2 separate regions of the Homo sapiens genome follow, and region 2 is linked to region 1. The links are chromatin loops, found by intact Hi-C in ENCODE. Cell type or tissue: ovary. All regions are shown on one strand. Links, peaks and the distances in the headings refer to the core of each region. The heading gives the core; the rest is flanking DNA.

What was found. A loop is a pair of places that touch in the nucleus more often than their neighbours do. Peaks named below come from ENCODE experiments on the same cell type or tissue, not always from the same donor. Only the 100,000 strongest peaks of a DNase experiment are listed, where the experiment ranks them.
Region 2: a loop joins it to region 1, with 15 times the contacts of the local background. A loop is called at or near these places in 1 of 110 quality-filtered maps.

The regions. Positions count from the first base shown.
Region 1 is chrX:73,498,368-73,513,657 of GRCh38, forward strand. No RefSeq gene overlaps it. Among named protein-coding and RNA genes, the nearest start is that of CHIC1, 57 kb to the right of the region's middle. In ovary, for the core only: no CTCF peak of the experiment used is centred there; no DNase peak of the experiment used is centred there.
Region 2 is chrX:73,438,353-73,453,642 of GRCh38, forward strand. CDX4 (caudal type homeobox 4) reads left to right here and starts at 8,701. Exons shown (of 3, transcript NM_005193.2): 1 at 8,701-9,403; 2 at 15,165-15,290. The coding sequence starts at 8,902. RefSeq lists enhancers at 8,395-9,060, 9,061-9,725. In ovary, for the core only: no CTCF peak of the experiment used is centred there; a DNase peak (open chromatin) is centred at 9,342.

The DNA.
Region 1 (15,290 bases), core at 5,531-8,030:
GAGTTCCCCAACCCCTTGCACTTCTTGGGTGAGGCAACGCCCCATCCTACTTCAGCTCACCCTCTGTGGGCTACACCCACTGTCTAACAAGTCCCATTGAGAAGCTCCAGGTAACTCAGTTGGAAATGCAGAAATCACCCACTTTCTGCATTGATCTTGCTGGGAGCTGCACACTGGAGCAGTTCCAATTCAGCCATCTTGCCAGCCTCTCTTGAGTATGATTTAAGATTATATATTATCTCTTCTTTTGCTGTATCATTTATACTTTTTTGTTCTTAACATTTTGGCAGTTACTTTGGGGTTTACAATATCCATTTTAAATAGTTGGATTCTACCTTCACATAACATTATACACTGCATGCATAGTGTAAATATATTTTATCAGAGTATGCCTAATTCCTTTTTTCTGTCTTTTTTGGTATTGCTGTTATTTATTTTACTTATGCATATACTATAAATACCAATACATTGCTGCTATTATTGCTTTAAGCAGTTATATTTTAGATTAATAATAAAAACAATTAAAAATTGTTTTATTTTTATTAATTCTTTTTCCGATGATTTTAATTTGTATGTAGATCCAAGTTTCTTATATGCCTAACAAATTTACTTTCTGATGATAAACTTCTAACATTTCTTGTAGGACATATCTTCTGGCAATAAATTACCACAGTATCTGTCCAAAATTTTTTTTATTTCTCCTTCAATTTTGAAGGAAAATTTTCTTTCTGGATGTAGAATACTAGGTGTGTAGATTTTTCTTACACCATATTAAAGATTTAACTGCATGGTTTCTGATGAAAGGTATGCTGTAACTTCTTTCTTCCATACATGAGTTTGCTTCTTTTGATTCTTACAAGATTTTCCTTTCATTTTTGGTTTTCTGCAGTTTGACTGTGATATATCTTCATGTGGGTTTTTTTCAGTTTTTGTCCAGCTTGGTGTTCTGGGGCATTTGACTTTGCATACAAATATTAGAATAAACTTTTCTATATCTACAAAACCCTTGGTGGGGCTTTGATAAATATTGTGTTAAATAGGTTCATCAATAAGGGGAAGTCTGACTTCTTTACTATATTTGGTCTTCTAATCCAGCAATACATTTTTTTCTTCATTAATTTAGGTCTTTTATTGATTTCATCAGCATTTTGTAATTTTCTGCATAGAGATCCTATACACTGCATGACTCATTGTTAAGTTTATACCTAAGTATCTTATTTTTATGCACTTAATGAATGATATTGTGTTTCTAATATTTACTTCTACACATTCATTATTAGTATGTATAATTGTATTTTTTTGTTTGTTTGTTTTTGAGACAGAGTCTTGCCCTGTTCCCCAGGCTGGAGTGCAGTGGCAAAAACATGACTCACTGCAGCCTCCGCCTCCCAGAGCCAAGTCAACCTGCAGCTTTAGCCTCCTGAAAAACTGAGACCATGGGCATGTACAACTATGCCTGGCTAATTTATTTTACTTTATTTTATTTTTTGTAGAGATGCAGTCTCCCATGTTGCTCAGGCTGTTCTTGAACTCCTAGGCTTAAGTGATCCTTCTGCCTTGGCCTCCCAAAGTGCTGGGATTACAGGCATGAGCCACCACACCTGGCCTAGAAATGTAATTTCTATTTTGATGAGTATCCTGTGTCCTGCAATCTTACTGATCTCACTTATTCTTATTCGTTATAGTAAGTGTTTTGTAGAATACTTGGGATTTTCCACATAGACAATTATGACATTTGAAATAGGGACAGTTTAATTTCTTTCTTTTCTAAAAGCATGCCTTAAATTATTTCATACTTTATTGCACTGGCTAGAACTTCCAGTAATATCAATTATAAGAGTGGTGAGAGCAGACACCTTTCCTTATTCCCAATCTTGAAGGGAAAATATTTACTCTTTAACCATAAAGTATGTGGTTAGCTGTAGACCTTTTATAGATTCTCTTCATTAAGTTATGGAATATTTCTGTTATTCCTAGTTTGCTGAGCATTTTATCATGTGTGAGTCCTCCATTTTGTCAAATTATTTTTGTGTTACTTGATATGAATATATATTTTTCTTCTTTAGCTTATTGATATAGTGGATTACATTGGTTAATTTTCAAATACTGAATGACAATTTTATACTTGAAATAAATCTTACTTGCTATGATTTATAATCTTTTAAATACATTGTTTGCTTTGATTTGTTAATATTTTGTTAACAATTTTTTGTCTAAATTCATGACACATATTGATATGTAGTTTTATTTTTTAAAATTTGTACTGTCTGCCTGATTTTAGTATCATAGCAGCATTTATCAGGGCAAATTCAGCCCCCGATATTTCACGCAGGTTCTTTTCTATTTTCCCTAAGTGTCAGCCAGTCAGAGAAATAAAGGGAAAGAGTACAAAACAGAGAAATTTTACTAAATATATATGCACCCAATACAGGAGCTCCCAGATTCATAAAGCAAGTCCTCAGAGACCTAGAAAGAGACTCAGACTCCCATACAATAATAATGGGAGACTTTAACACCCCACTGTCAATATTAGACAGATCAATGAGACAGAAGGTTAACAAAGATATCCACGAACTGAACTCAGCTCTGCACCAAGCAGACCTGAAAGACATCTATAGAACTCTCCACCCCAAAGCAATAGAATATACATTCTTTTCAGCACATCACATTTATTCTAAAATTAACCACAAAATTGGAAGTAAAGCACTCCTCAGCAAATAGAAGAGAAATCACAACAAACTGTCTTTCAGACCACAGTGCAATCAAATTAGAACTCAGGATTAAGAAACTCACTCAAAACCGCACAACTACATGGGAACTGAACAACTTGCTCCTGAATGACTACTGGGTAGATAACAAAATGAAGGCAGAAATAAAAATGTTCTTTGAAACCAACGAGAACAAAGACACAATGTACCAGAATCTCTGGGACACATTTAAAGCAGTGTGTAGAAGGAAATTTGTAGCACTAAGTGCCCATAAGAGAAAGCAGGAAAGATCTAAAATCGACACCCTAACATCACAATTAAAAGAACTAGAGAAACAAGAGCAAACAAATTCAAAAGCTAGCAGAAGGCAAGAAATAATTAGGATCAGAGCAGAACTGAAGGAGATTAAAAAAAAACCTTCAAAAAATCAATGAGTCCAGGAGCAGCTTTTTTGAAAAGATCAACAAAATAGATAGACTGCTAGCAAGACTAATAAAGAAGAAAAGAGAGAAGAATCAAATAGATGCAATAAAAACTGATAAAGGGGATATTACCATTGATCCCACAGAAATACAAACTACCATCAGAGAATACTATAAACACCTCTATGCAAATAAACTAGAAAATCTAGAAGAAACTGATAAATTCCTGGACACATACACCCTCCCAAGACTAAACCAGGAAGAAGATGAACCTCTGAATAGATCAATAACAGGCTCTGAAATTGAGGTAATAATTAACTGCCTACCAATAAAAAAAAAGTCCAGGACCAGACTGATTCACAGCCGAATTCTACCAGAGGTACAAAGAGGAGCTGGTACTATTCCTTCTGAAACTATTCCAATCAATAGAAAAAAAGGGAGTCCTCCCTAACTCATTTCATGAGGGCCAGCATCATCCTGATAACAAAGCCTGGCAGAGACACACACAAAAAAGAGAATTTTAGACCAATATCCTTGATGAACATCGATGCAAAAATCCTCAATAAAATACTGGCAAACAGAATCTAGCAGCACATCAAAAAGCTTATCCACCATAATCAAGTCGGTGTCATCCCTGGGATGCAAGACTGGTTCAAGATATACAAATCAATAAACGTAATCCATCACATAAACAGAACCAACGACAAAAACCACATGATTATCTCAATAGATGCAGAAAAGGCCTTCAACAAAATTCAACAGACCTTCATGCTAAAAACTCTCAGTAAACTAGGCATTGATGGAACATATCTCAAAATAATAAGAGCTATTTATGACAAACCCACAGCCAATATCATACTGAATGGGCAAAAACTGGAAGCATTTTCTTTGAAAACTGGCACAAGAGAGGGATGCTCTCTCTCACCGCTCCTATTCAATATAGTGTTGGAAGTTCTGGCCAGAGCAAACAGGCAAGAGAAAGAAATAAAGGGTATTCAATTAGGAAAGGAGGAAGTCAAATTGTGACTGTTTGTAGATGACATGATTGTATATTCAGAAAACCCTATCATCTCAGCCCAAAATCTCCTTAAGCTGATAAGCAACTTCAGCAAAGTCTCAGGATACAAAATCAATGTGCAAAAATCACAAGCATTCCTATACACCAAAAACAGACAAACAGCCAAATCATGAGTGAACTCCCATTCACAATTGCTTCAAAGAGAATAAAATACCTAGGAATCCAACTTATAAGGGATGTGAAGGGCCTCTTCAAGGAGAACTACAAACCACTACTCAATGAAATAAAAGAGGACACAAACAAATGGAATAACATTCTTTGCTCATGGGTAGGAAGAATCAATATCGTGAAAATGGCCTTACTGCCCAAGGTAATTTATAGATTCAGTGCCATCCCCATCAAGATATCAATGACTTTCTTCACAGAATTGGAAAAAACTACTTTAAAGTTCATAAGGAACCAAAAAAGAGCCTGCATTACCAAGACAATCCTAAGCCAAAAGAACAAAGCTGGAGGCATCACGCTACCTGACTTCAAACTATACTCCAAGGCTACAGTAACCAAAACAGCATGGTACTGGAACCAATACAGAGATATAGACCAATGGAACAGAACAGAGGCCTCAGAAATAACACCACACATCTATAACCATCTGATCTTTGACAAACCTGACAGAAACAAGAAATGGAGAAATGATTTCCTATTTAATAAATGGTGCTGGGAAAACTGGCTAGCCAGATGTAGAAAGCTGAAACTGGATCCTTTCCTTACACCTTATACAAAAATTAATTCAAGATGGATTAAAGACTTACATGTTAGACCTAAAACCATAAAAACCCTAAGAGAAAACCTAGGGAATACCATTCAGGACATAGGCATGGGCGAGGGATTCATGACTAAAACACCAAAAGCAATAGCAACAAAAGCCAAAATAGACAAATGGGATCTAAATAAACTACAGAGCTTCTGCACAGCAAAAGAAACTACCATCAGAGTGAACAGGCAACCTATGGAATGGGAGAAAATTTTTGCAATTTTCTTCTCTGACAAAGGGCTAATATCCAGAATCTACAAAGAATTTAATCAAATTTACAAGAAAAAACAAACAACCTCATCAAAAAGTGGGCAAAGTATCTGAACAGACACTTCTGAAAAGAAGACATTTATGCAGCCAACAGACACATGAAAAAATGCTCATCGTCACTGGTCATCAGAGAAATGCAAATCAAAACCACAATGAGATACCATCTCACACCAGTTAGAATGGGCATCTTTAAAAAGTCAGGAAACAACGGATGCTGGAGACAAGCATCGCTAATCACTAGGATAAATGCGAATTAAAATTATAATGAGATATATCCTCACACATGTTAGAATGGCTTTCTACAAAAAAATGAAAGATAAACATGGCAAGGATACAGAGGAAAGAAAATTCTTGTACATTGTTGGTAGGAATGTAAATTAGTAAAATGATTATGGAAAACAGTATGGAGTTTTCTCAAAAAACTAAAAATAGAACTACCATATGTCCAGGAATCCCACTTCTGTGTGTATATCCAAAGGAATTGAAATGTGTAATTCGAAAGTGTTGCTGCACTTCTATGTGTATTACAGTATTATTCATAATAGCCAATATATAGATGCAACCTAAGTGTCCATCAGTGGATAAAATGAATAAAGAAAATGTGGTGTATATATACACAATGTAATACTTTTTGGCCTTTAAAAATTAAGGGAATTCTGTCATTTGTGATTGTGTGGATGAGCCTGGAGGCTAGCTAAGTAAAATAAGCTAGGCACAGAAAAACAAATACCACATAATCTCATTTATACGTGATTTCTGTAAAATTGAACTCATAAAAGTAGAGAGTGAAATGATATTTACCAGAGTCTGGAAGGGGAGTGATGGAGGGAATGAGGACTTCTTGGTCAAAGGGTACAAAGTTGCAGATAGACAGGAGGAATATGTTTTGAGATCTATTACACAGCAGGATGATCATAATCAATAATAATGTATACAGTCATGCATCACTTAATTACAGGGATACTTTCTGAGAAATATGTCATTAGGTGATTTTGTCATTATGTGAACATCATAGAGTGTACTCACACAAATCTACTTGGTATAGCCTACTATGCACCTAGGCTATATAAAATAGCCTATTACTCCTAGGCTATAAAGCTGTACACATTGTGACTATACTGATTACTAGTAGGCAGTTGTAACATCATGATAAGTATTTGTGTATCTAAATATATCTAAACATAGAAAAGGTTAAGTTAAAATACTATAATATAATTTTATGAAGCCACCATCATACATGCACTTCATTGTTAACCAAAAAATCATTATGTGATATATGATTATATTTCAAAATAACTAGCAGAGTACATTTCAAATGCCTCACCATAAAAATTAAATGAAGGGAGTGATAGAAATGTTAACTAGCCAGATTTAATCATTCTATGTTATATACACATATCAAAACATCATATTGTACTCAATACATGTATACAATTACGATTTGTCAACTAAACATAATATCAATGAGTAAATTAAAAACACACAGGTCAAGGAAGAAATCAAAAGAAAAATTAGAAAGTATTTCTTACTGAATGAAAATTAAAATACATCTCAAACTGTGTGGGATGCCACTAAATCAATATTTAGATAAAATTTATAGACTATTTCAGAAAGCAAGAAAAGACTGAAATCAATTTTCTCAGCCTCCACCTTAAGAAACTAGAGGAAAAAAAAAAAAAGAAAAAAAACCTAAAGTGAGCAAAAGGAAAGAAAATAATAAAGCAGATAAGAGAACAACCAACAAAATATTTTTTTAAAAATGGAGAAAATTGACAAAACTGAAATCTGGGTTTTTAAAAACTCAACAAAGTCAATCGATTAACTGATAACATGTGTTACATTACTGTAGCATTTGGCGTATGGCTTTTTCCCCTGAGCATAAAGTTGTTTAGATCCATCCAAGTTGCTGCATGTATTAACAGCACGTTTCTTTTTATTGCTGAGTGGTACTCCCCTGTAGGGGTTTACCTTTATCTGTCAATTGACTTATGAGGGAAATTTGGGTCTTTGCCAATTTTTCTTGCCTGTGGTTGTCTAATTGCTCCAGCATCGTTTGTTGAAAAAGTTATGCTTCCTAATTTGAATTGGTTTTGTACTCTTGTGAAAAATCATTCCTTTGATTCATGTGTATATGTCTCCACCAATAATATACAGTCTTGATTACCATACCAAACTCAATATTAGATAAAGTGATTATTCCCACTTTGTTTCTTTTTGAAATTGTTTAGCTATTGTAGACACTTTGTCTTTCTGTATAAATTTTATAATAAAGTTGTATATATCTACAAACAAAAATTTTGCTGGGATTTTGATAGAAATTATGTAAAATCTATAGATTAACTTCAGGAGATTTGGCATCTTGACTTTATTGTCTTCCAATTCATGAACATTTTATATATATGCATTTATTTGGATCTTCTTTTATTTTCTTTATCAGAAATTTCTAATTTTCAACATACAGAGCCTATATATGCTTTGTTAGAATTATACTTAATTCATTTTGAGAGTGACTGTAAATTGTGTCACATTTTAAATTTCCATTTCCATATATCAATTGCTAGAATATAAAAATTTGATTGGCTTTGGTGTGTTGGTCTTGTACCCTGTGACATTGATACACTCACCTACTAGTTCTAAGAGTTTTGGGTATATTCTGTAGGATATTTATGTAAATAACCATGTCATTTGCAAGTTGTGACAGTTTTATTCTTTTCTTTCCAATATGTATGCCTTTTATTTCTTTTCCTTGACTTACTTCATTGGCTAGAATTTTCAGCACTATTTTGAATAGGGATGGTTAATTAAGATATCTTGTTTTATTCTAGAGCTTAGGGGAAAAGAATTAAGTCTTTCACCATTAATTTTAATGTTAGCTGTAAGTTTTTAAAAACGCTCTATCAAGGTAAGGAAGTTTCTCTCTAATCCTAGCTTGTTGAACAATTTTTTTCTTCATGAACAACTATTGGATTTTTTTCAAATGCATCTCTGCATCAATTAATATGATTATGGTTTTTTCTCTTGTTTAGCCTGCTGACATTGTAAATTACACTGATGGATTTTTTAATATTGAAAAAAAAACCTACTTGGTCGTGTTGTAAAATTATGTATAGACATAGCTAGATTCTGTTTTGTAATAACTGTTGGTAGTTTTTTGTGTAAGTCTGTGAGAGATATTTATCTGTAATTTTCTTCTTTTATACTTTCTTTGTGCAGTTATGGTACTAGAAAAACACTGGCCTCATAAAATGAATTGTACAGTAATCCTTCACTTTTTATTTTGTGTAAGAAATTGGGTAAAATTGGTGTTAATTTTTCTTTAAATATTTGGTAGAATTTTCTGGTGGCATTATCTGTGCTTGGGGATTTTTTTAACTCTAATTTAATTTTTAAATAGTTCTAGGACTATTTTAATTATTTATATCCTATTGGTTGGCTTTGGGTAGTTTGCGGTTTTTAAGTAATTGCTGTATTTCATTAAGTTGTCTAGTTATTGTTTCTAAAGTTCTTTGTAGTATTTTCTCTTTTTTTCTTTCTTTTAACTTTTATTTTAGGTTTAAGGGTACATGTGCAGGTTTGTTAGTATTTTCTTATTATCCATTGAAGGGCTACTGAATCTGTAGTAATATTCCTTGCTCTGTTCCTGAAATTGGTAATTAGTGTCATCTCTCTTTTTACTTTTGTCAGCCTTAATATAGGTTTATCCACTTCACTGAACTTTTCAAAGGACCATCTTTTATTTCGTTGATTTTCTCTACTGTTTTTCTATTTTTAATTTTATTGATATGTTTTTATTATGTCATTTCTTCGGCTTGCTTTGGGTTTATTTTGTTCTTTTTCTATTTTATTGACATGGGAGTTTAGATTATTTATTTTAGGCATTTCCCTTTTCTTTTTTTTTTTTGTCTTTCTTTTTGTTTTTGTTTTGTTTTGTTTTGTTTTTTTGAGATGGAGTGTCACTCTGCCACCAGGCTGGAGTGCAGTGGCATGAACTCAGCTACCTGCAACCTCCGCCTCCCGGGTTCAAGCAATTCCCCTGCCTCAGCCTCCTGAGAGGCTGGGACTACAGGCGTGCACCACCACGCCCAGCTAATTTTTTTTTTTTTTTTTTTTTGGTATTTTAGTAGAGACGGAGTTTCACCAAGTTGGCCAGGATGATCTCGATCTCCTGACCTCGTGATCCACCTGCCTTGGACTCCCAAAGTGCTGGGATTCCAGGCATGAGCCACCGCACCCGGCCTCCCTTTTCTAATTTAAGTATTCATTGCTATAAATTTCTCTCAGTCCTGCTATAGCTGCATTCCATGGATTTTGATATGTTTTCATTTTAATTTAGGTTTTTGTACTTTTAAAAAATATTTCTTTGAGACTTACACATGAATTATTTAAAAGTACATTGTTTAATTTATAAATGTTTGGAGATTTTTCTATTATCTATTATTAATTTCTAGCTTGATTCTACTGTGAGCAGATAATGTACTCAAAATTATTTCAATTGTTTTTTATCTACTGGCCCATTTTATTTTTATTAGTGTTCACATGGCATATTTTCTCATGACCATTCTTTTTTGTATTTGTATTTTTTTAGTGTTAGATTCAGGGAGTACATGTGCATGTATGTTACTTGTGTACGTTGTGTGCTGGCTTACTTTCAATCATTACATTTGAAATGTTATTTGTAGACAGCATATTATTGGGCTTGTTTTATTTTTTAATCCATTCTGTCAACTTCTGCCTTTAATTGGCATATTTAGACCATTTGCTCTTGAAGTAATTTTTGTTAGTTAAGGCTTAAGTCTACCATTTTATTATTTGTTGTTTGTTCTATTTCTCATTCTTCTGTTTTCCTTTTCTTGTCATTCTGATAATTTCTTGAATATTTTTAGAATTCCATTTTTATTTACTTATACTATCTTTAATATCCTTCTTTTTATAGTTTTAATTCATATATATATATATATATATATATATATATATCTCCATACACATGTGGGTCAAAGAAAAGGGGAAAAGGGTCGAACTCTGTAAAATATTTGAAGAGATTTATTCTGAGCCAAATATGAGTGACCATGGCCCCTGACACAGCCCTCAGGAGGTCCTGAGAACATGTGCCCAATGTGGTTGGGGTGCAGCTTGGTTTTATACATTTTACAGAGGCATGAGACCTCAATCAAATACATTTAAGAAATATATTGGTTTGGTCCCAAAAGGTGGAACAACTCAAAGTGGGGGCTTCCAGGCTATAGGTGAATTTAAACATTTTCTGATTGACAATTAGTTGAATTTATCTAAAGACCTGGGATAGATAGAAAGGGAATGTTCAGGTTAAGATAAAGATTGTGGAGACCAGAGTTCTTTAAAATCTTATAGTGGCTGCCCTTAGAGGCAATAGGTAATAAAGTTTTCCTATCCAGATCTTAGTTAATCTCTTTAGGTTTAGGAGGGTCTGGAAGAAAAAGATCCAGCTATGTTAATAGAGATGCTTTACAGATGCAAATTTTCCCCTACAAAGAACAGCTTTGCAGGGCCATTTCAAAATGTGGCAAAGAAACATGTTTGGAGATAAAATATTTTTATTTTCTTCTTTGTCTTGTAATGTTATGCCAGAGTCAGTTTGGAAAGTAAATCATGATATATAAGGTTAAATAAAACCCATCTGATTAGAATTTATTATTTGTAGGGCATGGCTCCCCAAATCCCTTAGGTAGAAATTAGATAAAAATATAAGAGTTTAGTCCTCATGTGTTAGTGTGTGTGTTTATGCAACTTATCACAGTCTACTGTGATTCTACAAACTACTACCAACATTAAACAGCTTCAAATTAAGTATTGAAACCCTACTTCAACTTACCTCCCTTTACCCTGCCCGCTTTTTAAATGTAGTTGTCTTGGACATATTTCTTCTACACACGTTGACCACCATATCAGATGGTATTATAATTTTTGCTTCAACCTGTCAAACATGATTCAGAAACCACATGAAAAAAGACCTATTATATTTTTATCCCTATCTTTACTCAATTCTATATTCTTATTTTCTTTTGGAGATTCCAAGGCTTCTGCTTCTATTGTTTTTTTTTTTCCTGTTAAGTAACTTTCTGTAGCTATTCTTTAGGGGTAGGTTTACTTATGACAAATTATTTTAATCTTTTTACCTGAGAAACTCTATTTTCCATTCATTCTTGGAGGATATTTTGCTGAATATAAAATTTTGAGTTAACAGTTCTTTAATTCCAGTACTTGAAAATGCTGTGCCACTTTCTTCTGGCCTATATGATTTCAGTTGAGAGATTCAGTTTTTTATATTGTTATTCTTCTATGCATCATTTTTCTCTGTATTCAATTTTTTTCTTTAGTTTTAAAAAGTCTGATTATGATGTGTCTTGGTGTGGATTTCTTTGGGTTAATCTTGTTTAGTTTACATTGAGCATCTTGAATCTATATGTTCATGTCTTTTGTTAAATTTCAAGTACTCTTTTAAACCCACACTTATTTTCCCATCTTTCTAAAACTCCAATGATATAAATGTCAAATTTATCATTGTCTCCCAGGTTTTTGAGACTCTCACTTATTCTTTTCAGCCTACTTTTTCTTTGTTGTTTCAGCTAGGTAAACCCTCTTGAACTATCCTCTAGTTCACTGATTCTACACTGTTATATCCACTCTGGCATTGAATTTAGGCAGCAAATTTTCTATTTTTGTAACTTTAATTTTCAGTCTATAATTTACATTTAATTCTTTTTATCACATTTTAATTTTTTACTTCTTTTATTTTTTCATTTATTTCAAGAGAATTTGAAATTTCTGATAAAAGCATCTTTGTGATACCTGTTTTAAAATCATTGCAGATCATTTCAATTCCTGTGTCATGTCAGTTTTGGCATCTGGTGAATGTCTTTTTTAATTCATTTTGTGATTTTAAGTTTTGACCTCCTATATTCCTGGTATGATGAGTAATTTTCTATTTTATCTGTATATTTTGGATTAGTCAATTGATTTTTATTAAGTTGCAAAGGCAACTCAATGCAACTTAATGAAGAAAGGATTGTATTTTCAATAAAGATCACTGAAACTACTGGACATCTGTATGCAAACAGATAAATGAAAGTCCTCTCATAATTTACACTTCATAACTAATTAACTCAAAGTATATTATAAATCTAAATGTAACACTGGAAAGTACAAAACTTCTAAAAGTATATATGAGAGAAAAAACTTTTGGCCTTGCATTAAGCAAATATTCCTTAGAAATGACACCAAAAGAATGACCCATAAGAAAAAATGATAAATTAGACTTTATCAAACTTTTCAAAAGAAAAACAATATATTTCTTCTCTGTGAAATACATGGTTAATAGAATAAGAAGCTAAGCCATAGACTTCAGTGAAATCATTGAAAATCACACATCTGAAAAATACGGGGGAGGAGCCAAGATGGCCAAATAGGAACAGCTCCAGTCTACAGCTCCCAGCATGAGCGAAGCAGAAGACGGGTGATTTCTGCATTTCCAACTGAGGCACCAGGTTCATCTCACTAGGGAGTGCCAGACAGTGGGCGCAGGTCAGTGGGTGCGCGCACTGTGCGCGAGCTGAACCACAACTGCGCACACTGTGCACGAGCTGAACCAGGGCGAGGCATTGCCTCACTCGGGAAACACAAGGGCACAGGGAGTTCCCTTTCCTAGTCAAAGAAAGTGGTGACAGATGGCACCTGGAAAATCGGGTCACTCCCACCCGAATACTGCGCTTTTCTGATGGGCTTAAAAAACGGCGCACCAGGATATTATATCCCAACCTGGCTTGGAGTGTCCTATGCCCACGGAGTCTCGCTGATTGCTAGCACAGCAGTCTGAGATCAAACTGCAAGGCGGCAGCGAGGCTGGGGGAGGGGTGCCTGCCATTGCCCAGGCTTGCTTAGGTAAACAAAGCAGCCGGGAAGCTCGAACTGGGTGGAGCCCACCACAGCTCAAGGAGGCCTGCCTGCCTCTGTAGGCTCCACCTCTGGGGGCAGGGCACAGACAAACAAAAAGACAGCAGTAACCTCTGCAGACTTAAATGTCCCTGTCTGACAGCTTTGAAAAGAGCAGTGGTTCTCCCAGCACGCAGCTGGAGATCTGAGAATGGGCAGACTGCCTCCTCAAGTTGGATCCCTGACCCCCGACCCCTGAGCAGCCTAATTGGGAGGCACCCCCCAGCAGGGACAGACTGACACCTCACACGGCCGGGTACTCCAACAGACCTGCAGCTGAGGGTCCTGTCTGTTAGAAGGAAAACTAACAAACAGAAAGGACATCCACACCAAAAACCCATCTGTACATCACCGTCATCAAAGACCAAAAGTAGATAAAACCACAAAGATGGGGAAAAAACAGAGCAGAAAAACTAGAAACTCTAAAAAGCAGAGCGCCTCTCCTCCTCCAAAGGAACGCAGTTCCTCACCAGCAACGGAACAAAGGTAGATAGAGAATGACTTTGACGAGCTGAGAGAAGAAGGCTTCAGACGATCAAATTACTTCGAGCTACGGGAGGACATTCAAACCAAAGGCAAAGAAGTTGAAAACTTTGAAAAAAATTTAGAAGAATGTATAACTAGAATAACCAATACAGAGAAGTGCTTAAAGGAGCTGATGGAGCTGAAAACCAAGGCTCGAGAACTACGTGAAGAATGCAGAAGCCTCAGGAGCTGATGCGATCAACTGGAAGAAAGGGTATCAGCGATGGAAGATGAAATGAATGAAATGAAGCGAGAAGGGAAGTTTAGAGAAAAAAGAATAAAAAAATGAGCAAAGCCTCCAAGAAATATGGGACTATGTGAAAAGACCAAATCTACGTCTGATTGGTGTATCTGAAAGTGACAGGGAGAATGGAACCAAGTTGGAAAACACTCTGCAGGATATTATCCAGGAGAACTTCCCCAATCTAGCAAGGCAGGCCAACATTCAGATTCAGGAAATACAGAAAACGCCACAAAGTTACTCCTGGAGAAGAGCAATTCCAAGACAAATAATAGTCAGATTCACCAAAGTTGAAATGAAGGAAAAAATGTTAAGGGCAGCCAGAGAGAAAGGTCGGGTTACCCTCAAAGGGAAGCCCATCAGACTAACAGCAGATCTCTCAGCAGAAACTCTACAAGCCAGAAGAGAGTGGGGGCCAATATTCAACATTCTTAAAGAAAAGAATTTTCAACCCAGAATTTCATATCCAGCCAAACTAAGCTTCATAAGTGAAGGAGAAATAAAATCCTTTACAGACAAGCAAATGCTGAGAGATTTTGTCACCACCAGGCCTGCCCTAAAAGAGCTCCTGAAGGAAGCGCTAAACATGGAAAGGAACAACCGGTACCAGCTGCTGCAAAATCATGCCAAAATGTAAACACCATCAAGACTAGGAAGAAACTGCATCAACTAACGAGCAAAATAACCAGCTAATATCATAATGACAGGATCAAATTCACACATAACAATATTAACTTTAAATGTAAATGGACTCAATGCTCCAATTAAAAGACACAGACTGGCAAATTGGATAAAGAGTCAAGACCCATCAGTGTGTTGTGTTCAGGAAACCCAACTCATGGGCAGAGACACACATAGGCTCAAAATAAAAGGATGGAGGAAGATCTACCAAGCAAATGGAAAACAAAAAAAGTCAGGGGTTGCAATCCTAGTCTCTGAATAAAACAGACTTTAAACCAAAAAAGATCAAAAGAGACAAAGAAGGCCATTACTTAATGGTAAAGGGATCAATTCAACAAGAGCTAACTATCCTAAATATATATGCACCCAATACAGGAGCACCCAGATTCATAAAGCAAGTCCTGAGTGACCTACAAAGAGACTTAGACTCCAACACATTAATAAAGGGAGATTTTAACACCCCACTGTCAACATTAGACAGATCAACGAGACAGAAAGTCAACAAAGATACCCAGGAATTGAACTCAGCTCTTCACCAAGCAGACCTAATAGACATCTACAGAACTCTCCACCCCAAATCAACAGAATATACATTTTTTTCAGCACCACACCACACCTATTCCAAAATTGACCACATACTTGGAAG
Region 2 (15,290 bases), core at 7,817-10,316, 58 kb before region 1:
TTTAAATGATTCACAGTTGCACATGGTTGGGGAGGCCTCACAAACATAGTGGAAGATGAAGGGGAAGCAAGACACATATTACATGGCATCAGGCAAGAGGGAGCTTGTGCAGGGGAGCTCCCATTTATAAAACTATCAGATCTCATGGGACTTATTCACTACCATGAGAAAAGTATGCAGAAACTTCCCATGATTTAATTATCTCCACCAGGCCCTGCCCTTGACAGGTGGGAATTATTACAATTCAAGCTGAGATTTGGGTGGGGACACAGGCAAACCATATCAATTGATGTGCTAAGAAATGAGATAAGTTGAAATTATATTAAAAGCCTAATTAAAACCACAAAAAGTCAGCAAAAGTATGTTTCTTCATTTTTTGAGGCCACTATAACAAAATACCTTAGACTGGGAAACTTATAAACAACACAAATTTATTGCTCAGTTTTGGAGGCTGCAAATCTAAGATCAAGGCCCCAGCAAATTTAGTGTCTGGTAAGGTCTATTTCCTCATAGATGACATTTTCTAGCTGTGTCCTCACATGGCAGAATGGGTGACCAAGCTCCTTCAGGCTTCTTTCATAAGGTCACTAATTCTGTACGTGAAAGTGGAGTCCTCATGACTTAATCACTTCCTAAAGGCTCCCCTTTGTCATACCATCACCTCAGGAGTTAAGACTTCTCCATATGAATTCTGGGGAAACACAGACCATAGCAGTGTGAAAGACAAAAATATGAAAAAACACAAAGGTAACATATAGAAAACATAACAAATATTGTATATATTAATCCAACTATATCAACAATCACTTTAAACTGCACCCATGGTCTAAATACACCAATTAAAAGACACATACAGTTAAAGTGGATCCAAAAATATCCAACTGTATGTTGTCTACAAGGAGCCCACTTTAAATATAAAGACATGTATAAACTTAAAGTAAATGGGTGGAGAAAGACATGGCATGCAAACACAACGAAAGTTGAAGTAGCTATATTAATTTCAGACACAGCCAACTTTAGAGAAAGGAAAGTTATCAGGAATAAGAGGGTTATTACATACTGATAAAGAAGTCAGTGCTCCAACAAGAAATAACATTTCGTTTGTGTTTTTTTTTTTGGATCTGCATGTGTTTATTGAACTCTAGTAAAGCAGCATGAGAGTGCAGGCTCATAAATTACATTATTTATTTGCTAGCGTTGCATGCTAGATTCTAAAATTAAGAGATTGCTTAGCAATTAATAATACATTCAGCATCCCTTGTCTCATTGGGTGAGATTTATATCCTTGGGACTTGCTCTTCTAGTTATAAACATGAGTGATTTAAGGTTCATACTTAATTCCTATTTCAAATTCTTAAGCTAGAAAGATACTTGCAAGACTATATTTAAAAGACTTATTTTGAAAAATGTGTACGTATATTTCTAACTGACAGTGAGCTAATTATGACTACAATGTGCTATATGCTTAAAAATACCTGATCTTGAGTATTGCTTACTTTTGTAATATAAACTTGTTTTCTTGTCTTCAGATTATAATAATTCTTTCACTTTGCATTATGCTCTTTTTGAGATCAATATTAACTAATTGTTGTAAAGATGAGATAATGAGGTAGCAAGTCAAATAGCATTCACAAAGTAGGTTTTCTTTGAACTAGTAGTTTTCTAAGAAATTAAATAAAACAGATTTTCACAAGTAGGTTTTCTAAATGTACAGTGGGTAGTGATACTTGAAAATGGAAGCATCTTAAATATCAACTTGTTAAGTGGAGCAGATTAGGATAGTATTAATGCCATCTTGAAGTTTCTTAATATATTTAAGATGAGGTAGTAAATAGGTTAATTATTTTATATTGGCTATTATTTTTGCTTCATGATAATGATTATAAAGCAACAATTGCTTTTTTTTATTATACTTTAAGTTTTAGGGTACATGTGCACCACGTGCAGGTTTGTTACATATGTATACATGTGCCATGTTGGTGTGCTGCACCCATTAACTCGTCATTTAACATTAGGTATATCTCCTAATGCTATCTCTCCCCGACCCCACCCCACAACAGGCCCCAGTGTGTGATGTTCCCCTTCCTGTGTCCATGTGTTCTCATTGTTCAATTCCCACCTATGAGTGAGAACATGCAGTGTTTGTTTTTTTGTCGTTGTGATAGTTTGCTGAGAATGATGGTTTCCGGCTTCATCCATGTCCCTACAAAGGACATGAACTCATCCTTTTGTATGGCTGCATGGTATTCCATGGTGTATATGTGCCACATTTTCTTAATCCAGTCTATCATTGTTGGACATTTGGCTTGGTTCCAAGTCTTTGCTATTGTGAATAGTGCTGCAATAACCATACGTGTGCATGTGTCTTTAGAGCAGCATGACTTATAATCCTTTGGGTATATACCCAGTAATGGGATGGCTGGGTCAAATGGTATTTCTAGTTCTAGATCCCTGAGGAATCGCCACACTGACTTCCACAATGGTTGAACTAGTTTACAGTCTCACCAACAGTGTAAAAGTGTTCCTATTTCTCCACATCCTCTCCAGCACATTGTTTCCTGACTTTTTAATGATCGCCATTCTAACTGGTGTGAGATGGTATCTCATTGTGGTTTTGATTTGCATTTCTCTCATGGCCAGTGATGATGAGCATTTTAAGCTGAAACTGGATCCCTTCCTTACATCTTATACAAAAATTAATTCAAGATGGATTAAAGACTTAAATGTTAGACCTAAAACCATAAAAACCCTAGAAGAAAACCTAGGCATTACCATTCAGGACATAGGCATGGGCAAGGACTTCATGTCTAAAACACCAAAAGCAATGGCAACAGAAGCAAAAATTGACAAATGGGATCTAATTAAACTAAAGAGCTTCTGCACAGCAAAAGAAACTACCATCAGAGTGAACAGGCAACCTACAGAATGGGAGAAAATTTTTGCAATCTACTCATCTGACAAAGGGCTAATATCCAGAATCTACAATTAACTCAAACAAATTTACAAGAAAAAAACAAACAACCCCATCAAAAAGTGGGTGAAGGATATGAACAGACACTTCTCAAAGGAAGACATTTATGCAGCCAAAAGACACATGAAGAAATAACATTTCATAATGTGTACACACTGAAAAAGAGAACATCAAAATGCATGAGGTAAAAACTTACAGAACATCAAAGAGAAATGGAAGAATCCACTGTTATATTTTTTGAAGACATTAATACCCCTCTGTCAGAAATGGACAGATCTACCATGCAGAAAGTTATTAAGGACACAGTTGAACTCAATATCACAAGCAACTAAATATAATTGACACTGTAGACCACTGCATCCAACAACAGAAGAATACACATTCTTCTTAAGTTCACGTGAAACATTAATCAACATAGATGACATTCTAACCTATAACACACAACTTAAAAAATTTAAAAGAATAGAAATCATACAACATCTGCTTTCACCACAATGGAATTAAACTAGAAATCAATAAAAGAAAGTTATGTAGAAAGCCCCAAAATACTTGGAGATTAACCAATACACTTTAAAACAACACATAAGACAAAGAAGAAATCTCAAGAAAAAAATTTAAATATTTTAACAAAGAAAACAGGGAGATCAAAGTAAGACAATAAGAAATGACAAAAATGACATTACAACTGATCCCATTACTGGGTTTAGTTCTGTATTCTTCACCTCTGTAAAATAAGGCTGATCCTATCTACTCCCTTTGATTATAGTTAGCCTGATGGGAGTTTGCACAAGCAAGGACCCAGCACAGGCTCTAGCCTAAAGTGCCTGCTCTGTGAACTAGACTTCTGGTTTTCTTTCTCCAAGCAGACAGCCAGGACTTGTACTTATCTTTTTATTTTAGAGAGAGAATTGGCCTCCTTCATCCTCTCAGACTGTTAGTTTGAGACTCTCCTACCATGGCTAGAGTGTTGAGTTTGCACGGTTCCCCCATTCTTCATTGGCCTATCTTTCTTTTCTCTCTCTCTTCTGCAAAATCCCTCCCCTACACATCCCTTTCAAGTCTGGGTTCTCGGCATTAGTCATTGAGCCCTACCTGCCTCCTCATATACACCTCTTTCCCAGAGTTGAGCCATCCTTGGATGCCAAAGAAGCCTGTTTCTTCACGGCTTTGTCCTTTGGTCTTCATCTCAGAGCCCTGGGCCTTTCTCATTCTTTTTACCCTAATCCAGAACCAGGCAGCTAGATCCGATGACAGGGTGGGTATAGAGCCCCGGTCCTCCACCACTCCAGTTGGTACTTGCCCTTACTACTCATGTTCCCACAAAAGAATCTTAATTTTTCTCCAAAACATACCTAGGTCCTGCCTCAACGGTGACACTTTAGGGCAGGCCCAGAGCCTAGTGTTGCTCATTTTCCAGAGTATCTAGTCCTGGAAGTGCAAAAGCCCATCACAGTGATCAAGAAGGTGGACGGAAAGGGCTTGAGTCTTCCCTCCTTCCAGAAACCCAAGCACTGATGTTGCTAAAGTTCCAAAGGGATTGAGGAGGGAGATAGGAGTGAGTGAGTGAATGGGGGCTATGTTCAGAGCCCAGAGTGTAAAGCTTGAATGGAGAGGCAACAAGCAGCATGTTAAATTTCTCTGGGCCTTCATTCCAATTGCTAAGCATTTTCCATGCATGGATGTGAACCAGAAGAGGCACAGTAGGCCCACACGCTGTGAAGTCCCAGCCACTCTCCAGATGACAATAATAATGGCTATTTACTGAGCACACTACTAGTGCACTTAATTCTCCCAACGTCCCTATAGAATGGTCTCTATTGTCTGCCCCATTTGTTGTGTGTTGGAAACTGAGGCTGAGAGAGGTGGAGTGCCTTGCAGAGGTCTACAGTCAGCCACGCTTGGGTTTAGGTCACAGTTCCACAGATCACCTAATAGTGTCTGCCTTGGGTAAGACCCTGCCCTACTCTCAGCTTCAGTTACCATATAAACAAAAAAGAACTTAAACTCTGCATTCCTCATCTCCCTCCCAGTAGTAGGAGGGCCCAATGATTGATGACTGGAGCCAAGTTCCATAGCACAGAGACCCAGATCAGGCCTGAATCTGAGCCAGGGTAGTGGAAAAGGGTTAGGGAGGGGTGTAGTAGGGTGGAGAGTAGCCTTTGGCTACTATCACAGAACTGAGAGGCCATACCAGGCTTAGAGAATATTTACCAGGCACTTGGATTCTCCCAAAGCATTAAGGCTGCTAAAGAAAAGGTTTATCCAGAGCTCCATAGTTCATCACAGGCGGACCTCATTCTTTACAAAGCAATTTCACATTCGTTATCTCCCTGAAGCCTTAAAACAAATCTGATCAGTAGGAGTCAGCGCAGAGTCCAACAGATGCCCTATTTGATACCTGCCTCTCTAAGTCTCAGAAAAGCTAAGAGACTACTCCCTAGTGGCAGTAAGATCGCTGCAGAGAAGCCACCTCTCTGGTTAATCTTCAGGTTAAGAAATAAATCAAAAGTTCCATTAAATAAACTAGACTAAACCTCCCTGTCTGTTCCTCCCCATCACCACACAAACAAAAACCACTGGGCAATGTTCTTACTCACTTCTCTTCCAGACATCCCTGGAGCTGGATCAAATAGTGATTTCCAATCTACAATTCCAAGGTCATTTACTGATTCATTACACAAATATTTCCCAAGACCCTACCATGTACAAGGGAGCTTTATTCCAATGGGTTCAAAAATACTTCCCCATACCCCTTCAAGGTGCTCAAATTTCAGAAGATTCAGATAAGATCTCAAATAACTCTAAGGTAGACAAAATAGTCTCCATCAGTCCATTGGGAAGGGGAATTGATAATGAGATTCACAGAAGAGGAAGAGTGTTTTCTGAGAGGAGCATCACTACATAGGGCTTTAGCGAGAAGGGCACATTTCAACTGAACCTTGAAGAATAGAGACAGCTGGGTAAGTTGGTAACGTGCCTGTAGTCCCAGCTACTCAGAAGGCTGAGGTGGAAGGATTGCTTCATCCCAGGAGTTCGAGGCTGTAGTGAGCTATGATAGTGCCACTGTACTCCAGCCTGGGTGACAAGTGAGACTACATCTCTTAAAGAAAAATTTGGAGATTTTGAACACTTCTTTTTCTTTCCACAATTAGAAGATTGTAGAAAGAAACAGACTAGTCGAAGGAATTGCATATGCAAAGATACTTTTATTTTAGTGGAAAGAGTGCTGACCTGGTAGTCAATGGACCTGGGTTTACTTCCTTAAAGATTACCTTCCTCTCTTAAGCCATCAGTTTCCTAATCTGTTAAATAATAAGATTGGGTTTGTTAACTTCTAAAGATCCTCCATGTGCTTCCACTCTGACATATTTTTTCAAATATCAGATAGTATACTTTGCTTCAGAATTGAATAGGTGAAAGAATAATGCGAGGTAATTGGATCTATACTGTGAAGACTTGAATGCCAGGCCTGAAAGCTTGAGCAAAGAAAGAAAATAGAAGCTAAGCCCCAGTTCTAAACGCTGATGTTGTGTATTTGGGCCTGGTACCAATTGAAGAACACATGCCTTGCAGTCAGGGTGGCCCAGAATTTGAACCTAGCTTTACCACACACCAGCCATGTGCATTTAAATAGTCATGCCACCTCTCTGAGCCTCAGTTTCTACATCTCTAAAATGGGAATGACAATAACTCATGGGGCTGTTGTGAAGATAAAATAATGTGCAAAAAGTGTAAAAAGTGCCAATAGGTATGTTACTTTCCTGCCTCTTAGTCCCTTCTCCCCAGCACCAGACTTTAATTGGTCTTTTCTGATCAATTACTCATTTTCCTTCTTCTCTGAAACAAGTTTCAAAATATATACCGAATCCAACCACTTATCTCCACCCACACTGCCATTCACCTGTATTATTGCAATAGTCTTTTTTTTAAATCTGCCTGATTCTGTCTACTTACAGTCTATTTTTGATCCAATGGCCAGAGAGAGCCACTCAAAATTTAACTCAAATCATGTCACTCCTCTGCTCTAAACCCTACAATGTCTCCCTATCTCAAAGCAAAAACTAGAATTTTTGCAATGGCCTATTTCCCTTCAGCTTTTAGACCTCATCTAGTCTTTAGCTACACTGTCTTCCTTGCACTTTCTCCAACAGAAAATGAACATTCTGTTTTCACTTGTTTCTTTCTTCTGAATCCTCTGTCCTCTTACCTCACTCCATTAACTCTTTCATATTTTAGTTAAATGTCAATTATCTGTGAAGTCATCCTAGACTATCACATTTAAAATTGTGACGTCCACCTCCCAGCATTCCGTATATTCCTTCCCTGCTTTTTTTTTTCTCCATAGAGTTGATTACTGTCTGATATACCATAAAATTTAATTACTTATCAGTGTTTCTCCCCACTATGATATATGCTTAATAAAGCCGGAGGCTTTATCTGCTCACCACTGATGTCTCCATACATAGAACAGCACTAAGTACTCAATAAATATTTGCTGAGTGAATACAGTGGTCCCATACTGTGTGCCAAGCACTAAGTTAAGCAGTTTGCTTGCATTATCTGAGGAAATCCTGCTTGTAAGGTAGATACCATTAGGTTCTCTATTTTTAAAAGGGAAAACCCGTGAAACTCAGAGAGGTTAAGTGACTTTCCCAAAGCCATAGATGGATTAGCTAAAAGGGGGTGGGGGTGCCAGGTTATGTTGGATTTTGTGTAGGAGCACATTTCCTGAGTAGGAAGCAGCCTGGAGTAAAGGCTGTGGTAGGTCTTGGGGGTGCTGGGTGGAGAGGAGGAACACAAGAGGAGACCTGGTTTCTTGAGGCAAGATACTGATTTCATTGGCATCTACTAGCAAGTCTATGTCTTTTTCAACAATTGGAGTTTTACAAAGAAAACTTTTTTAGTTTGCTGCAGCTGCCATGGATTTGAGACTGCAAGAGTTCTGGCCCCTTGAGGCACTGGATTTCAGACAGAAGCCATACCTGGCAGAAGGAGACACCTGAGAGTAGTGGATTGACATGAAAATAGGAAAGTTTATTATCCACATGGTTCTCTCTCTCTCCTACCATTTTGCATAACCTACGTTACTCATCTTTCTTTAATTTGTGCATATTTGTAAACAACGTTCTATTAATTCAGCCTGCCATCCACTACAGTGTAATCTTAGGAAGGCAGAGCAAGAATTTTTGTCTTTTATTCACTGCTGTATCCCCATGCCTACACAGTACCTGGCACACAGTAGACGCTCAACAGAGAGTTGTGAAATGAATCTTTGCCCTTGGAAACAAAGGCGTCCTCTTGATGGAGGGAGTAAGGAGAGTAAGGGAAAGCTCTTTTCATTGGCATCCTGGGCCAGTGCCATGCAGTAAACCCCTGCGAGGGAATTGGGCAGAAGGAGACTGCAGATGCAGGTTGGACGCGGGAAGATCGGTGAAAGGGAGGAGGCCGCGGTGTAAGGACTGAATCCTAGAGAGCGGAACTTTGCCCGGTTTCTGCAGGTCTCTATCTGACTTTGAGGGGAGCTGGTCAGAAATCCCTGGAGGAGTTCCTGTCCCCAAAAGCACAATACTGACGCTATGGGGACCAGATGGACAGAATCAAGAAAGATGAGACAGAAAGGCCTGGGAGCTTGGGGAGTGGGTGAACAAGTTCCTGTGAAAGTGAAATGGCCCTTCATTTGAATGCAAATGCTATGTAAAAGCCTGAAGCCCCTTGACGTCAGCCCAGCCATTGGTGGCCTATCTATACAGGGCTGCTAGTCACCTGGATACCCTCGTAAGAAACGTGGGATGGAGTAGCCTGAGGGGTGCAAAAGAGCTTGCGGCACAACTACGTACTGATAAGTTTATTCTCTGCTGCTTCTCAAAGTCGAGTTGGGGCCTTACAGGGACTTCAGGATGGCTTAGGGAGCGCCTTCTACCCAAGACACGATGTACGGAAGCTGTCTTTTGGAGAAAGAAGCAGGCATGTACCCGGGCACTCTCATGAGCCCTGGGGGCGACGGCACAGCTGGGACAGGCGGCACAGGGGGCGGTGGGAGTCCGATGCCAGCCTCCAATTTCGCTGCGGCACCGGCTTTCTCGCACTATATGGGGTATCCTCATATGCCCAGCATGGATCCTCACTGGCCGTCTCTGGGAGTCTGGGGCTCACCCTACAGTCCCCCGCGAGAAGACTGGAGCGTGTATCCTGGGCCGTCTAGTACAATGGGCACAGTGCCGGTGAACGACGTGACCTCTAGCCCCGCCGCTTTCTGCTCGACCGACTACAGCAACTTGGGCCCTGTGGGCGGTGGAACTAGCGGCAGCAGCCTACCAGGCCAGGCTGGCGGGTCGCTTGTCCCGACGGACGCAGGCGCCGCCAAGGCCAGTTCCCCCAGCAGGAGCCGCCACAGCCCCTATGCATGGATGCGCAAGACGGTGCAGGTGACGGGTGAGTAATCAATTCCAATGCCCACACACTTTTCCTTCCTTCCCTTCTCCGCTACTTCTCTTGGTCGGCCTGCCCTCGTACTTCTCAGGCCTCTCCCAAGAGGGCTTAGCTGAGGCGACCCCTATATGGCTGGCTGGCCTATTAGGCATCTCCCTCGCATTCGCCTGGGCTCAAAACTCACTCACTGAGTGCAGCGATTGGGACTAAACCTACCCTAGAGGTGATTTTCGCCTTTCGCTGCTCCATGAAGAAAGCGAGTGAGTGGACAATGGGTATGTTAAGCCACAAGGATCAGGATGCAACCCTGTAGTTGCCCACATGGGAAAAGAGATGCATGAGAAAGCTCAACGGGTGAATGAAGCGAGAGGGCAGCTGTAGTGTCCCGTTGTTCAGGCACTGCTGCTTGACTGTTCCATTTCCAAACCCTTACCCATCTGAGCGGGCTGTCTCCCCCCTCCCCGCCCCCAAAGCTGGTGATGCTCAATTTAGGTTCACAGTGCTTGGCTGGCAACGGACCCTCCAGTTTAGCCACTAAGTCCCCGACGGCAAAGCAACCTCTTCACCCTGGCCTCTCAGGGAAGCTCCAGCTTCCTTCCTACAAGTTGGCAGAGGCAAATTGGCCTAAAATCCATTGCCATCTTACAACGTCCTTTCTTCTAACCCAAGTGTTGAGGCAGGCGAGAAGGCTACAGCACTGACCTGGTACATAATACGGTACCTAACCCTCACACCCGCCCGACACGCAAACGAATCAGCTCCAGCACTAATAAATGGCTAAAGCCCTCATAACTATCAAAGCAGGCGTCTCTCAGGCGTGGGGGCTGAATGCAGGTCTGCGGCAGCGCGAGAGAAGTCAAAGCGATCGCGATCACAGCCTAACCAGCAAGCCAGTGGGCGACTGCTGGGAGCCAGGGCGAGGGAAGTGGCCGTTCCACTTTAATCTTAACCGGGGCTGGGGGAGGAATGTTTGTTTTCAACTGTTGTTCTTTTATTACATTCTTATTATTCCAACCCTCGCTCCCTGTCATTAGAGAAAATTAGTAAAAATCGACTCTGAGTATTTTCATCCCTCTGGGGAGGAAATGGCATTTCAATAGCATTTGTCCGCAATGATTATGCTCCTGTTCTCAGTTCTGCACTTTGTCTTTCCTCCAAAAAGCAAAGACAGGAGGGTGGGAAGTGACCCATTTTTACCATTAGGAGAACTTTTAGCCAGGAAGAGGAAGTTCTGTGTATTAGAACCTCACTAGAGTAGCGATCCCAAGGTAAAAGTAGAGTTGAAATACTTGGCTTTAAAGCGTTTGCAAGTAAATCTGCATTTTAAAAAAATATGAGTGAGTCTGTCGACTAAGTAGAATAGAAAAAGAGGTTAGGGTGGGGCACTCCCAGAGTTTTTATTACATCTAATCTCGGGGTTGTAATTAACATCCACTCACTAAACCCTAACAATCAGCAAAAGACACAAAAGCTAGAAAAGTAGTTGCTCGCAGTCTAGGATTATGTTTTGAAACACATTAAGAGGAAAGTCACTGGCGTGCTGTTTGCAATAGAGAACAAGAGAGGAAATGGATGAGATAAAAGAAATTATCTCCAGCCTTGAATTTTCTATTTATGAGGAAAAATATGACAGTTTTATCTGCTTAAAGGTCTTCCGTTTACATTTGCTTTTATTAGCCTGAGTCTCTCTCTTGGGCAATTCTAATGCCAGGAAAGGTTTCGAAACGGGCTCCTTAGTCTCTTGCATCTTTGAGCTAAACCCTCAAACCTGACTTTACAATGGCACCGTCACAAGATTTTCTATCCAATTTCTATGAGAAGTTTAAAATGGAATGATATTGGAACCATTTCGATTTTTGGCAGCCTATTCTATAGATGAGGCTTCATTAAATTAAAACTTCGTTTCATTTTAATGTCTTATAAATGAAAATAACCCTTTTGCTGTATTCTTATAGTCTAAGGTGCATATTTAGCAGCAATTTAAGAATATGATGAAAAACTTTGGTTATCTCCCTAGAAAAAATGCACAAAGGCACAGCAGCACACACACAAACACAAGTAATTTGTTACATAATTTTAGGAGATTCATGGATCCATTGAAGCCCTTTCAAGGGACATCAGGTTATAAACCCCACGAAAAAAATTAAGCTGATCACCTCACTAGGCCACCCACTCAGGACCAAAATGCACCCATTTATATGCTTAGTACATAGTGGGTCTTAAATATTTGTTTAATGAATGAATGAGTCAGATCCTCCTAAATTTTCCACTTCACTCTGTAGTACTGTGGGATAACATATGGTTTATGACTGAGAGGAAAAGATGAACTTCAATATGGAAGTAACCCTTGATTAAGGTAGTCAGATGAAAGTTCTTTCCATTACTGAAAAATGTCTTAAATAAATGTAAAAAAGGAAAAAATGCATGTATTAGTGGACAATCAGAAAACATTTCATAGCGACCATTATAGCATGTTATTTTCTAATGAGAGCAAGGAGGCTGACAGATAGAGTAAATGACTGTTCCCTAAGTGACCTGATTTAAAAAGAAGGCATGTTTATTTCCACTTAGTTCTCTAAGTGGTCTATTTCTATACATATCTAACTTTAAATATTATGCAAAAAGGAATATGACAGAAAAGTTTCTATGGAAAATTTAATATTTTCATGCACTTTCACATTTTAAACATTGGCAAGGTGATAACCTAAGCAGGCTGGAGAGAGGCTTTTCTGTTAGAAGTGGAAAAGAGGGGGAGAGCAGGAAGTAATTGTGATTGATTCTGATTCTGATTGATTGTTTTAAGCCACTGGACAACATGAAGGAATTTATGCTTGAAAGGCATTATTCAATAAGGACACTTCATAAAATTAGTTGCTTAATAATTCTTGAGAGTTATCATTGTCCCTTGGTTTTGCTCATTTCATGGGACAACTTTTTAAAAATGAATTTGGATGCAATTTTTAGCTAAAAACAGTGAAATATTACCATAAGATGAAAAGTCCTCACAGTGGAGTCCATTAGACAGTACTCCCTACATAAGAATATTCATTTTCATAATCTTTACATTCACTCCCATCATCATCACCTCTATGTTTGGAGAGTGACTTTCTGCCTAGCAGCACTTTTGCAGCCAGTCTTTCAAATGAACACCATTTTAATTTTATTTAGGGTGATAAGTTATCATATATTATGACATTTGCTTGTGAATTCTGGGGAGATAATGTGGTTGGGAGGATGGGAAGGACTCCATCCATCTTTAACTACAGAAGTTTTTCTGACTCTTTGAGGAGAAGGCAAATACATCATAGATAGTATTAATTTCCTAAATAAACTCAATAATGGCTGAAAATGGAGCCCATCACCCTCAGAAATGTCATAGTCTCTGGAAGAAGAGAACAGCTTGAACAATAAAAGTTAGTTCTGTTAGTGCTATTTTTTTGGTGCTTGGGTATGGGAATATGGACATTATGCTTTACCAGAAAATGTCCAAATCCCCTTCATCATCTGTTCTGGTTTCATCATTTTATCTGGTTTCATCATTTAAGAAGAAGGGGCAATGGGATTGAGAGAGACAATTTGAGGAGCGGGACACAAAAGGAGCACCAGGAAATTCAAATTTATTTCTCTTTGTAAACTGTGCAGTCAGTTTTTTCCCCTGAGCTACATCTTCTTGGAGTTTTAGGTCTTATCTGTCAGATTTTGGCAACAGACTCTTTTTAACACTTCACATGGCTTTGATATGCAGCCAGGATCTTCCTTATCCCTCCTTTCTTCAGGGGTTATATTGCCGGAAAGGGTAGGATTTTTATGGCAAATAAAGGGGCCTGGTCTTGACTTTATTGTCCTCAGAAGAAACTGCAAGAGGGGAATTTATGACCAATGGGGGTGGGGAAGGACTACAACATTTCCAGAGTTATTGATGTCTGATTATGTTTATTGATTATCAAAGAGCATAAAACATGGATAAAGACAAGTTGAATTTTTAACCAGTCTGCCTCAAGTTATAATTTAAACACTCAGCAACTTTAAGATTAAGAAGGGTTTTAGAAAACATGATTTCAAAGATACATTTCGATCTCAAGATTTGATGTTCTAGAAATAAATTAAATCTCCAAGTTTTCATTTTTTTCTCTAAATATGCATTCTGTCTTTGCAACATGCCAAAAGGCAGACTTACGGTTTCCAGGTTTTTGCTTAGACTCAGAAAACCAGCTCAAAATTTAGGATTTTAAGGTAGGTTAACTGACTGGACCGCATAGTTTTCCTTTTCTAAGAGCGGGAAAAGGAGATTTTGTTCAGTTCATTATTTAGCCATTTAGATTAATCTTAAAATATATCACTTATCTAAAATTTATTTCTTCACTGGTGTCCTTTTTTTTTTTTTTTTTTTTTCCTTTTCTGGAGATGAAAGGGTGTCTGACATTTGTTTAGGGCTTGTAAATTCTGAACCAATTGGCTGGTGTTCCTGAATGTAAAGAGGGTTCAGAATGGGATCTGATGCTATGTAACTCTTTTGTTAGGCCTGTGCTGTATCTTAACACCTCAGTGGAGTTTAGGGAACCACTTTAAAGACGTCTTTGTCCTACAGATCGCCCCCAAAAAATCACATAAAAAACAACCAGGGAAGATCAGAAGGAGTATTTAAAAGCCATAGAGAAAAGGAGGAAGATCCTGGAGGAGGGTAGAGAAATTAAAAAGAAAAGAGAACTTCCTAAGTATCTTTGGAAAATTTGAAAGGAGGAATAAAGCTCTATTCGAAGGAGGGCATGAGGAATTAGTTAAATGTTGTAACACAAAGCAAATGTTTGTATATCCTTTCAAAGGGCATGGAATACTCACTTTATTCTGCTTAAGTCAACACCTCCTCCTTCCCCCATTCACTACCTACTTGGTAATAAAAATTAAGACTCCCACATAAAAACTATTTTTTTTTCTAATAGGTAATGGGGTTTTCTGAAACAGAATCTGCTAAATGACAATTAATGTTTTCTTTTTAAATTACTATTCAAACCAAACTCTAGGAAATTATGTAACTATAATGTTAGGATCCCACAAGTGTTTTCCACTCTTGGGCCATTATTATGCGTCCCAGCATATTTGAACTTGGAATAACATTTAGTTAGCATACTTAAATAGGAGTCAAAGATATGTGTTTGGGTCCCCACTCCTCAATTCTCTAACACAAAGTCATTTACCTTAACTGAGCTTCATGTTTCTTATCTGTAAAATGGAGATAAGACATGTTCTGCATAATTCAAGAAGGTAGGTAAGAGGTTTAATAGGAACAGTATGAAAAGACTGCATAAAATGTAGTGGGAAGTGCCTGTATAATGGACAGCTGCTATTACTGCCAATGCTAATCACATATGTAAGTGGGAAGGTAATAAACACCATGGGTTAAAGTGTTTAAGCATTTTCAATGCTCTGCTGTGAAAATAGGTCAAGATGGGATGATTGTGATTTGACCAATCATTTTAGGAGAAACATTAATTAAAGAGATGTTGGTTTTATATATAAGGAGAGATATAGATATAGAGATATATGTCTATGTCTATAGATGGTAGACAGAGATATTGCTATCATAGCCACAGATGAGAATGTATTTAATGGAGAAATTGACTTTTATGAATATTTGATTCAAAAATATACTTATTTTATATTTTAAAGCAAAGATGAGGGTGGGAAGAGTGTCTATGATTTCTTTAACTAAAACAATCTCCAAGAAGCAGAAAAAGATTAAATGCAATGCTTTCTCTCCTAACAGGGAAAACCAGGACAAAAGAAAAGTATCGTGTAGTTTACACTGATCATCAAAGATTGGAGCTGGAAAAGGAATTCCATTGCAATAGATATATCACCATCCAGAGAAAATCAGAGCTGGCAGTTAACC